Regions from separate parts of the Homo sapiens genome. Here region 2 is linked to region 1. Evidence: chromatin contacts called from ENCODE Hi-C data. All regions are on one chromosome and are shown on one strand. The core of a region is the stretch at or near the end of the contact, and the rest is flanking DNA. Distances in the headings are between cores, read along the strand shown.

Region 1 (6,121 bases), core at 2,616-5,115:
GGACCCAGCAAATTGTAACCTGTACACAGATTACAAGAAAAAGCTGAGGAATCAGTAGAGTTCTAAATTTCTCAACAGCAATACCACAATGTGGAAGTCAATAGAACAATGCCTTCAAAATTGCCATCTTAGAAATCTACACTCAGTCAAACTATCAATTGTCAGTTGAAAACACATTTTCAGGCATCTACAGTCTCAGAAAAGTAGACCTCTAGGCATCCTATTCCAGGAAGCTCCTTTAGGATGGGCTCTACCAAAAGAAGGGAGTCAACCAAGACTGAGGAAGACATGTGCTACAAGTACCAGGAGATCCAACACAAGAGACAAATGATGAGAATCTCCAGAATGATGACAAAGGGAACCCTTGGGGTGACAAGTGTGCCAATGTACCAAAGGCACCCAGTCTGGATTATAGCAAGCCAGTAGGCTCAGGAACAGCTTCTTGAGGAAAACGAAATTGACAAAATACCTGGTCAATTGAGGGAGAATTTGGAAAACTGGCCAAGAGCTGTGGGTTTAATCAATGAAGAGCACAAAATAAATAAAATGAACAAACAAATCCATTATTAACTCCAAGGAAAATAAAAAGTTATGTTTGGTCACGCCTGTAATCCCAGCACTTTGGGAGCCCAAGGCAAGTAGATCACCTGAGGTCACGAGTTTGAGACCAGCCTGATTAACATGGAGAAACCCCATCTCTACTAGAAATACAAAAATTAGCTAGGCGTGGTGGCACATGCCTGTAATCCCAACTACTCAGGAAGCCGAGGCAGGAGAATCGCTTGAACCCGGGAGGCAGAGGTTGTGGTGAGCCAAGATCGTGCCATTGCATTCCAGCCTGGGCAACAAGAGCAAAACTCTGTCTCAAAAAAAAAAAAAACGAAAAAAAAGTTATGCTTGGCTTAGCTGTGAATTTTGATCTAACCATTATTCAATATTCTGTTTTAACGACTGCAAGAATGGGAAAATAGGGAAGCTGTACTTGCGTTGGGGGTTGGAGGGAAAAAGAGAGCCAACTCATCATCTTCCACAGTGGGAAGTCAACAGATAATGCTTAAAATTGAAAAATCAAGAAGTATCAACTATAAGCCACAAATGGCAAAGAATTACAAGTGGTTGTTTCTGGAAAGGGAGAAATGTAACTTGGATAAAAGTTTAAAACTATAAACCATAACAAAACAAACTTTGGCTTCTGTGCCCACACATTTTTACATTTGTTTGCTTTTTCTTTGTTTCCCTAATAACAATCTGTTTTGAAAAAGCCCATCCTTGTTTCTCTAAACAAAAGAGTATGTAATTCTCTACATCTATACTACAGTAGCTGCGGTCATCTGAGCTCTGAGCAGTCAAACATGGTGGGGAAATTAATTGTTACAATCCAATCCCAGAAGAATTGGTTGAGCTGGGGTAGTGACAATAAGGCAAGCCCAAGCACAGGCGTGTTTGGAGGTGGAGGCAACTACTAGGCCCCTTCCTTCTGGGTTGTTTCTTATTTTTCCACAAACCTTTTATAATAGCATAACCACATCGTACAGGATAATTTTACAATTGCCAGTGACCATGAGCCAATTTCACTTTTTTCCAACAGACTTGAATGCCCAATTTATGATCGTAATTAGTCCAACCAAGGCAGCTGGCCCCCAAGACTGTTGATCTGGGTTTGACTTCAGTAACTCCACTTTGCCTGCTGTAGACTGGACAAGAAGGGAGCATAATAAAGGCTCTGAAGCAGCAGACATCCAAGGAGCATCCACGGGGAACCAGCACCATGCTGAAGATCAACACTCATGCTGACTCTGCAGACCAAGTACCCCTGCCCTGAACAACATGGTGATTTGTCTAGGGGTAAGAATCTGGGAGGGGTGGGGTGGAAGCTAAGGAGCTGGAACAGCTGGGGCAGGGAGGAGAGGCACCAACCTGGTCAACCTGGAGGAACCTGTAGGCAGAGGTGTGGCTGGAGGCCCAAGGCCCTGTCTCCCAGCACTCTGGATACCCGGAGAAAGGCAGAGAGGCCAGTAATTCTTCCCCAAGCGTAAAAGTAGGCCAGACACTGCTCACAACCCTTCCAACCTCCCTATCAAGGGTCAACTTAAGGAAGCAAAGGTTACCATTATCTCAGCTTTATTTTCCACGGTTTGGTAAAACATAGCTGCTGCCCTTGAGTAACTAGCTGCTGAGAAAACATGATTATCTTGATAAAGAATAAAGTAGGTTGAAAATGCTAGAGCATACATTAATATTCTATATCCTTTCCTAGTTGGGAAGATGTGAAAATTCTAGTTGGACCTATGTGGGGCAAAGGTATTGCCAACTAGAGTAAAGCACTGACTGCATGAGTTTACACTTGGCCTATACAGTTCCACAGACCAGAATGTACACACCCTTGTGAGAAGAGTCAAGATCATTAACATAAACACACCACAGTAAGCATCTGCGTTGGCAAGAGTGTAATATATGGATCAGATTAACTGGAGTATGGGGAAAGTGTAAGTCTTCCGTAAACATTGAAAATGTAACTAAACTAAAAAATACTTTCAAATACATAATGTGAAAGTTACCCATACTTCTATTTTCCCCTTAGAAATAAATCTTAATATCCCTTACTCCAGGTGATTATTGCAGAGTAAGCAGCTACCAGTGTCACGACCTAAACTGTTAAATCCCAAACTTTATTTGGGAGATCCGCTGGTTTGTTTCTTCCCAGCTCTTTAGCAGAGAATAATCTAGAAGTGAGTAAATTCTCAGAATTTCCCAAGAGGAAAATGAGCATTCACTGGAAAAATACAAGGAATACGCGCAAAACTTATAACTATTTTGGATAATCTTCAAACCCACTTAGCCACCAGCCATCCTGTTGTTCCAAGTTAACATTAAGATCAATCTTTCGAATCAAATATTCCAGTTTCCAAAGAATAGCAATGGATGAGATTGTTTCCAAACCTGGTACACACCACCATGTTACACGTCCACGGGAAAAATAAAATAAAATAAAATCCACAAGAAATTTAGGATTAAAGAAAATTAGGAAAGTGTACACTCCCAGGTCAAGGCCCTAGTTTTTCCAAGAAGTACATACATTGGCCGGGCACCTGTTTTCAATATTCAAACACAACTTCCCGGGGCGAGGTGGGCGGGGTATTGGGGGGGTGGGGAAGAGAACGTGAACTTCACTGGGTGAGTCACGTGCAACTGCGGAACATCTTGGCCGATACTGCCAAATTTTTTTTTTAATACTTTAAGTTCTAGGATACATGTGCACAACGTGCAGGTTTGTTACATATGTATACATGTGCCATGTTGGTGTGCTGCACCCATTAACTTGTCATTTACATTAGGTATATCTATCTCGACACTGCCAAATTTCAATCAAGATCGCGCCGCCGCCCAACCCGAAAGGAGGCATCAGCCCTGCTCGCCGCTGGGACGTGACCCCAACGCTGAACTTGCCGCAGGGCGGCCTCAGGCCTGGAACTTCAAGAAAAAGGGGCGGGTGTTCCTTAGGAGAGGTCAGTGCGGGAGTTGGAGAAGTGGAGAATCTACTGCCGGCAGGAAGGCGAGGCTGCGCCACTGCGCGCACCTGTCCCTCCTTCCCGGACCGAAGAGGGGACCCAGAGACGGCGCACCCGCGCTCACTGCGGCACGGAGGGGAGAAAATCCTTCCCCGTTCCTCGAGGGGCGTGTGGAAGCCGCCTCTTGCCGCGCTCATCCCCCTCCCCACCCGTCCTCGCCCGGAGTATCGCACTCCCGGGGCCGCCCCAGCCCGCCCGCGGCGCCCTTACCTGGCTGAAGCGCGGCTGCTGGGCGGACCTGGGGAGACTGCGAGGTGCAGTCTGCGCCGCGGAGTCCGGAGCCTAGCGCCCCAGAGTCCAGAGCAAAGCGCCCCGCCCCGCCCTCTGATCTCCCCGTCCCGCCCCCAATCACCCCGCCCCGCCCCGATTGCTGGCCCCGTGGACGCCCTACCCCGCCTCTGATCCTGCAGGCCCGCCCAGTCCTCGATCGCCCCGCCCCGGTCGCTTGGGCCCTGGGTGGCAGGTTTGCGCAGCCCTGCGGCGATTTCAAGGCAAGTGACCGGAATGGGTCGGAAGCGCGTCCCGGTGAGTTTCAGGGAGCGTCCCTTAGGTTTCCGGGGGCGGCGTTGAACCTCCCTAGCCCCAGTCTTCCCATCCCAGGAGACCCGCCCCTAGTGGCTCGAACGCCCCTAGCCAGGAGAGCCCCGAGTAGTGCCACTTGTGGAAGACTACGTGCCTGTCGGAATTAGGAACCGCACCTCCCCTTCCGCTAAGCGGTGGGAGGCCAGGCGGGTGACGCGGAGCAGTGGAGCCATGCAGCCTGTTTTACCAAAAGAGTAAGTGGTTTTCCTGTGAAACCCGAGGGAGCAGTGCATATCTGATACACTTAGAGGGTCACGTGCACTATTAATGTGTTAACATTAAACTCACTGAAGAGTAGAAAACACATGTAAGACTTAACTGTGTGCCAGGCACTGTTCTAGGTACTTCACATGTACTAAAAGTTCTCTGAAGCGTATATTATCAGAATCCCCCTTTTCACATACGGTGCAAGTGAGGCAGAGAGAAGCTAAATAACTTGCCTAATGTCACCCAACTAGTAAATTGAGAAGCTGGGTTGAGAAGCTGGGCTTCAAATCCAGGTCTTCCTCCTCTGGAGTCTCCACTGTTATTCACGGCTATCCTGAATCAGCAAAATCTGTGTGCATCCTATACCAGGAACTGTTCCCATGCCTGGGGAAGATGAGGCAAGGACTCTGCCATTAGGAAACTTTTATTCTACTGTAGGAGAAAGACAATAAGTGATTGTCGACTAAAATTTAAAAATCAAGCTGTTAAAGAATGAAAGTTAGTTTTATTCAGAAGTCTTACTGAGGACTAGAGATGGAGGCCTACAGCCCTGGAGGAGTCTTTTAGAGAGATTCAAGCAGATCCCTCCAACACAGAACTTCCCTTCTCAATTTAGAAACAGTTGGTGAAGATTCAGTATGTGTAAAAGCACATCACAGTTTGGGCTTAAGAGTACATCTGTTTATAGATTACAGAAGCATAATCACTAACCTCATCAGACTTTATCTTAGGTGCAGTAAAAGGCAAGGGCTCAGGCAAGAGACGTGGGGGATCCTGTGTTCTATCTCGTTTTGTCTTCAAAGCATCTTTCCGCCAGCTGCAGGTGGTCACAGAGTCAGGGGCTGTGTGAAATTATGCTGACAAGCAGAAATGAGCAAGCATGGCTTCTTAACGTTTGTTACTTGTCTCACATGATCAACAGGCAAGCAAAAAATTAAACCACTTCGTAAGTGAGGTGTCTTGACTAAAATAAAGCAGGGTGATGGAATTGAGAGTGAAAGGGAGAGGGAGGCTACTTTAGATATGATGTTACTGGAGGCTTCTCTGGGGTAACAGTGGAGCTGAGACCTGAATGATAGGACAGACGGCCAACCCAAGGCTGAAGCTAAGGGAATGGCAAGTGCTTTGATACTTATCACACCTCATGCTTGCTTGGGACTTAAAAGTAGTGCCTTCCTATATCATTTCTCCTTTGATCACTGTAATAACCCTGAGAAGTCTAACAAGATTCCATTTAATACAGTGGTCCCCAACCTTTTTGGCACCAGGGACTGGTTTTATGGAAGATAATTTTTCCATGGACAGGTGTCAGGAAGAGATGGTTTGAGGATGAAACTGTTCCACCTCAGATCATCAGGCATTAGATTCTCGTAACGCGTACACCACCTAGATCCCTCGAATGCACAGTTCACACTAGGGTTTGCACTCCTGAGAGAATCTAAGGCCAAGGCTGATCTGACAGGAGGCGGAGCTCAGCCGTAATGCAGGCAATGGGGAGTGGCTGTAAATACAGATGAAGCTTTGCTCCCTTGCCCACCGCTCAACCGCTTACCTCCTGCTATGCGGCCAGGTTCCTAACAGACCTCAGACCGGTACTGGTCCACAGCCTGCGGGTTGGGGAACCCTGATTTAACAGGGAAAACAATAACAGCAACAACAACTGAGGGTCAGAGAGGTTTCAATGACTTTCCAAAAGTCAGACAACTATCTAGGAAAAGGGGAGATGGGAAGAGGGCACAGATTTGGACCAAGGCCTTCTGATT
Region 2 (6,121 bases), core at 1,538-4,037, 760 kb before region 1:
AGCAGAGCAGAGAACACCTTATGGTGTCTGTTGTGTGGATCCCTCCCAATCTCCCTCATTCCGTGGTCAAGCTAAAACAGTCTCAAGGATGAATAGAGGCTGGTGTGGTGAGTGGGTGATATGGTTAACCAGCCCTCCAGAAAGAGAGGGCAGCATTTGGAGAGGTGCAAAGTGTACACTATGCTTTGCAACCTCCTTAACTCATTGGGAGTACTAACTAAATTACATATTCATAGACCCCATTCCAGATCCTCTAAATCAGAATCTCCAGGGGAGAGGCTTTGGAGACTGTGACTAACAGGGGCCCCAAGTGATTCTTATCAGGGGGTCTTGGGCAACAGAGGACAAGTGGAATACAGTTCGTTCATGAACATTGTTGGGATGAGTTTTGGAGAGAATGGTGAAGAATGAGATTAGGTAGTATGAAGGTCACTTTATGTCATGCCTGTCTTTTTGATTGTTCGGTTTTCTGTTTGTATCCTACCTAATGCTGCTACTTCTCAGGCATTAATAGGTACATTGAACTGAGCATTTACTTGGACAACTTTAAATTGAAAGCTTTGGACCTAAGCCCAATGTATAAGATTCCCACCCTTGACTTATCTGTGGCTTGAGAAACACTTAAACAGGAGAGTGGGGAAGAGGATGAGCATTGTTTATTTATAGCATGTCCCTTGACTATTAATCGTGTTTCATTTTATTTGTTAGAAGACTGAGTAGCTACTAAGTAGTACAGCTAATATTTGAGCCTGGACTTACAGAGTAGAAGAAATGTGATTTGTCAAAAAGTGGTGAGCAAAGTGCTCATTCCTTCATTTAAAACGGGTGAACTGCAAAATGCAGGGTTGGAGTCAAGGTCCATAGTAACCTCTGTTACCATATGAAGATGTGTGCCCACCATTCCCTTGATTCTTTTAAGAAAAACCAATTATCAATATTTTATGTGAATTTATCTCTATTTTAAAATCTTGCTTTTATATGTGTGTGTGTATACATGTATTTATGTTTATAAAACAAAACCATGTGCTTGCCGACACTCTGATACAAAATAAGTCATTGGGTAGAATTTTGCTGTAGGACTAATGGTTTGTGACCACTGTGTTAAATCATCTCTGAAGTCTAAGCCTTAAGATATTATGATTTGTGATAACGCTTGATGAGGTATGACTTACTGATTTGCTTTCCTATCATATCTTAAAGAAATTTTCCTCAATATTTATGTGGAGCTTTATTAATAACAGAGGCTTCTCCAAGTACTAACATACTTTTAACTTTGTTGGAAGTGACAGAGAAAGAGTGAAAGGCTCTTTCCTGACTACTGTGGGCACAGTGCTGCCCTCCCCTGAGCCTTCTTGTCCAACTGCTGTCTTTCAGTAATTTTCTACCATAAGATTCTGTTTTCTTCTTCTTTTTTAAATCTGATATTTTCAAACATTGAAAATATTATTTCTTTTTATTCGTTTACAAAAACATCCACTGAAATAAAATAATTTAAAAGATCTTTATAAATATTTTATCTTTAGCTCTCTGTAGAACAAATACCTATTTCTATAGGAAAAGCTTTCTGTGTATAACATTATTGACTGAGGGAGAAAGGGTTGTAAGGGGAAAATTTTGTTTTAAAAACTTTTGAATTGACAAATACAAATTGTATGTATTTATGGTGAAGAATGTGATGTTTTGATATGTGGATGTATTGTGGAATGGCTAGCTCAAGGTAATTAACATATGTATTACCTCACATACTTTTTATTGTGGTGAGAACACTTTAGGTCTACTCTCTTAACAATTTTCAAGTGTACAACATATTGTTACTGTATTAACCATAGTCATCGTAATATACAATAGATCTCTTCAACTTATTACTCCTTTGTAGCTGAAATTTTGTATTCTGTAATAGTCTGTTTTCTGCATTTGGGGTTGTGGATCTATTTAGGAACATGGATCTATCCATTTCCATGTATAATTTCAGCTTTGTGTGAAGCCACACACTATCAGTATCTTTTTACCAACATGTACACTAACATTAGTGGATCTTGAAACTAATTCAATGCATCCTAACTAGTACTAATATGAGAGAGAGAAGAAAGAAGATCCCTGTATGCATTGCAGGTGGTAAGGGTAAGAAATATTTCATAGAACTTTTGTTTCAGGGGTGTGTGTGTGTGTGTGTGTGTGTGTGTGTGTGTGTGTGTAAATTCTACTTTGCATCATAGAATGTATTTCTTACTGGGAGAGCAGTTAACGCATTTCAAAAGCCTCTGATCTAGGATGACTAAATAGATCCTTGGTCATTCCTGCCTAGTATAAGAGTTTAAATTTTAAACTAGCAATTTGAAAGGATTTTCATCATATGTTAATTACCTCCAAGCCTAGGCTTTTCTCCTCAGTCATTTCAAAGCACTTCTCTGTCTAGCTTAAATCTGTCCTCTGATCCAAGGGTCACTTTTCAGGAGAATGACAGTGCTGAAGAGAGAGTTCTTACAAAATGATGAGCTGCCCAGCCTTGGAGAGTAGGAGAGAGACTCTTGTAGGCTCTAGAAGGGGGCCATGGAGGGCAGTGAGCCAGCCCTAATTCTATCTTCACCAAAATTCCTTGAAAATGAAAAGAAGGAATAAAGGAGAAAGGCAATGTGGGAGTAAATAGAGAATCTCATGTACATTTAAAGATATTGAAAAGTCCTAAAGAGAAGGAGACCTAGAAATACTTTTGCAATGAAATGTTTTGCAGTCGTTATGGGCTTGTTTCTTAGGAACTGAGTGACTTGGGGAAAGATGTAGTTCTTGTCTGGGTTGTGGAATAAAAAGCTGATTGTTTCTGTGAACCAGTAAGTATGTTTGCTAGCGTGAGGTTATTAGTCAGACACACCACAAATTAGCAGAAGTTAACACCTCCTGTATTTGTTTCATGTTTGTTTAGTTAGTCCTGTTTGGACTCTCAAGAAATTGTATTTCAGAATTTAAAAAGGGAAGTGAGATTTAGATTGTTGTATGAGATTGTGGACACTAGAGGGATAAACATTCTTATGTCTTAGTAAGAATTTAATGGCAAGTGAATGCTTCCTTTTAAAGTTTCCAGAAATAAATCAAATTGTGCTGATTTCAACCTTTTAAAAAAAGTCACATTTGTCATAATGGTAACCTAATGTGCATTATGTGAAACTAATGAAAAGCACTTAGTATTTATGTTCAGTATTTTCTGTTATCTATTGATTCACTTATAAAGCACTATCTTATGTTCTTATTCTGGGGGAGAGTTCTAGATATGTTATGAACTACATTAATAACTCAAGCTGCCATTGTGAGCAGCCAGTTAAAAGAACCAAGCCACTTTTGTATGCTTGGTGAAGTAAAAACCAGCTTTTCAAATATACTTCGGAGGCAGACTTTTAAAAAATTATATTGAAGAGATAGTAAATGTTATTTTGGCCAGTCAATCTTCATTGATTTAGTTATCTATAAATAAATATTTTAGAGGCCAAAATCCAAAAGAACTGTTTTTTTTTCTTGTTCCTATTATTAGTATAAAACCGATGAGGCTGACATGAATATTTTCTCTCATGATAAGACGGGCTATCTATTGTGGGTCCAATATCCAGGCACAACTACATATACTCAGAGGCTGTTGTTCTTCCCATCAAAAGTGATTGTCTGCCTGTAATCCCAGCTATTCAGGAGGCTGAGGCATGAGAATTGCTTGAACCCCTTTCTTTCCTATTTTTGTTTTGATTAACAAACTCACATTTTGTTTTGATTAACAAACTCCAGGTAGGGCTGCATTTCTTGGAAAATAAGGAAACCTTAGAAATAAGGAAAATAAGGGAATATGTTATCAGTTTGATTTTGTTTTGTAGCAAAGCACCCCAAAACTTAATGACATAACATTTATTGATTCATAATTTGATGGGTGGGCAAGTCGGGCTGAGCTCAGCTGAGACATCTTTATTCTAATTTGTGCCTTCTGGGCACACTCGCTTGTTAGTGGTCAGTTGGCAGTCAGTGGTGTTATTTATGTATTTATAGAGGCTATGGTGGTAAATGGGGCAACTGAGGCATGTGGTGTGGGCTACAGTGGTTCCTAGAACAGTGAGAGAGAATAAGCTCCAGTGAACAAGCACTTTTCAAGCCTCTATTTGCTGTCTTGTTTACTAGTGTTACATTAGCTGAAGCAAGGCACATGGCCAAGCCCAGACACCACAGGTAGAGAAAGACTCTACCTCTTGATTGGCAGAGAGTTATGCTTGCAGAGATAGGAAGAATTTGTGGGCATTTTTGTAATCCACATAGAATGGGTTTTTTTGATGTCCTATGATTTATCAGACTTTATGCTATGTGACTTACCTGTTATTCATTTAGTCCTCAAAACAATTTCCTGACATGCCTGGCATTATGCCCATTGCAAAGATGATAAAACTGATGATCAGAGAAGTTAAGAGACTTGCACAAATTAAGCCCAAATTGTTTGCTTCAAGTTATGGAATGGCCTTTTAGGTGCTGTCTCTTGTTAAGCAACATGATCAGATGCTTAGCCCATGAGGCAGAAGATGTATGCTTTATTTGGTTAAAATGGAGTTCTAAAGACTACTTTTACTTTCTCCCTTACATGTTGAACCATTGGGTCATATATTTATTTGGTATAGAAAAAATATTAAAATTTCACTATCTTTGAGACGTTTCAGAAGCTCATGGAAGTGTGGTTTTTGTTTGTTTGCCAGGTCAGCTACACAACCTGGATCTTACCACAGTTTGGATATGACTGAGGCTCTCCAATGGGCCAGATATCACTGGCGACGGCTGATCAGAGGTGCAACCAGGGATGATGATTCAGGGCCATACAACTATTCCTCGTTGCTCGCCTGTGGGCGCAAGTCCTCTCAGACCCCTAAACTGTCAGGAAGGCACCGGATTGTTGTTCCCCACATCCAGCCCTTCAAGGATGAGTATGAGAAGTTCTCCGGAGCCTATGTGAACAATCGAATACGAACAACAAAGTACACACTTCTGAATTTTGTGCCAAGAAATTTATTTGAACAATTTCACAGGTACTGTTTTATTTTTGAAGAAAACCTTAGAATATCATTCTAGTTGATATATAACATATTTTTCATTTTCATAACCCTGTATATTACTTAAACCTAAGACATGTGACATCATCCTTGACAATTTTGATACAAATCTGTTGTGGAATGATGACTCCTCCCATTCACGTAGCACTTTCCAATTGGAAAGGTGTTTTCTCTTTACCAGAAAAGATATTGTAATTCACATATTATAGGTTAGGAAATGACTTGACTGTGGTTTAGCCAATGTCATGCCAATGTCAAGTAGCAGACCAGGGGCTGCCTCTGGGGGTCTTCTTACTCTTGCTTTAGTGTTCTTTCCATGAAACCACGCGCATTTTAATTTCAAATTTTTCTTACTGATAATAGGAGGAAATAGAGCTCTGAAGCCAGTGCAGATGTCAGATGTTTAGGTGAAACAGTGACCTAATTCAACTTAATATCTCATTCATGGACAATCTCCTGTGAGTTTAGGCACTGAAGGAAATGGAAGTGTGAGTGCCACTCCTCTCCTTGTGGAGTTTGCAGTTGTGCTAGGGAAACACAATATATACATATATAAAACAAAAAGACATAGGGAATGCAATGAGTGTTATAAAGGGCTGTCAAATAGAATGAAAGCCTCAAAAAGAGAAATAATAATGGTAACTGGAGCAATAGAAGGGGAAGTGACATTTGACTTAATAACAGAGGGTGGGTGAGATATTCAAAGCAGAGGTGTGAGCAAAGCATATTTCAGATGGAGGAAGGAGTATGAATAATGGCATAAAGGCAGTAGCATAAAAGGCTTGCTTGAAGCCTGGGAAATAGTGTTCTCTGACTTACATGTAACATCTGTGCTGAGGAGCAACAGGAAGTAAAGTCAGAAAGATAGATGTGACCCAGGAAAGAGGTCTTGCTATCAGGATAAAGAGTTGAGGGCCAAGTCTGCAGGCACAATTACCATGCTTACGTCAGTATTTCACTATGGAAGCAGTGTGGTGGGTAGATGAAAAGACTTAGAGATGATGGCAGAGAAAACATTTAGGAAGACATTGTATATATCCCAGTGAATTGTAATG

What was found. A loop is a pair of places that touch in the nucleus more often than their neighbours do. Pooled maps may share reads with other maps.
Region 2: a loop to region 1 is called in a map with no recorded cell type, with 3 times the contacts of the local background. The contact joins the enhancer-like site here to the promoter of TEC in region 1. A Hi-C loop is called at or near these places in 2 of 37 single-sample maps with no recorded cell type and 2 of 50 pooled maps.

The regions. Positions count from the first base shown.
Region 1 is chr4:48,265,973-48,272,093 of GRCh38, forward strand. It overlaps TEC (tec protein tyrosine kinase), which reads right to left and starts at 3,866. Exons shown (of 18, transcript NM_003215.3): 1 at 3,780-3,866. LOC105374445 (a long non-coding RNA gene) reads left to right here and starts at 4,000. Exons shown (of 2, transcript XR_007058111.1): 1 at 4,000-4,094. RefSeq lists silencers at 3,676-3,805, 3,866-3,935.
Region 2 is chr4:47,507,789-47,513,909 of GRCh38, forward strand. ATP10D (ATPase phospholipid transporting 10D (putative)) reads left to right here. Exons shown (of 23, transcript NM_020453.4): 2 at 4,716-5,042. The coding sequence starts at 4,753. Among named protein-coding and RNA genes, the nearest start is that of ATP10D, 26 kb to the left of the region's middle. Within about 2 kb of position 2,788, at least 5 of the 41 ENCODE cell types and tissues checked have a DNase peak (open chromatin) inside an H3K27ac peak, as active enhancers do.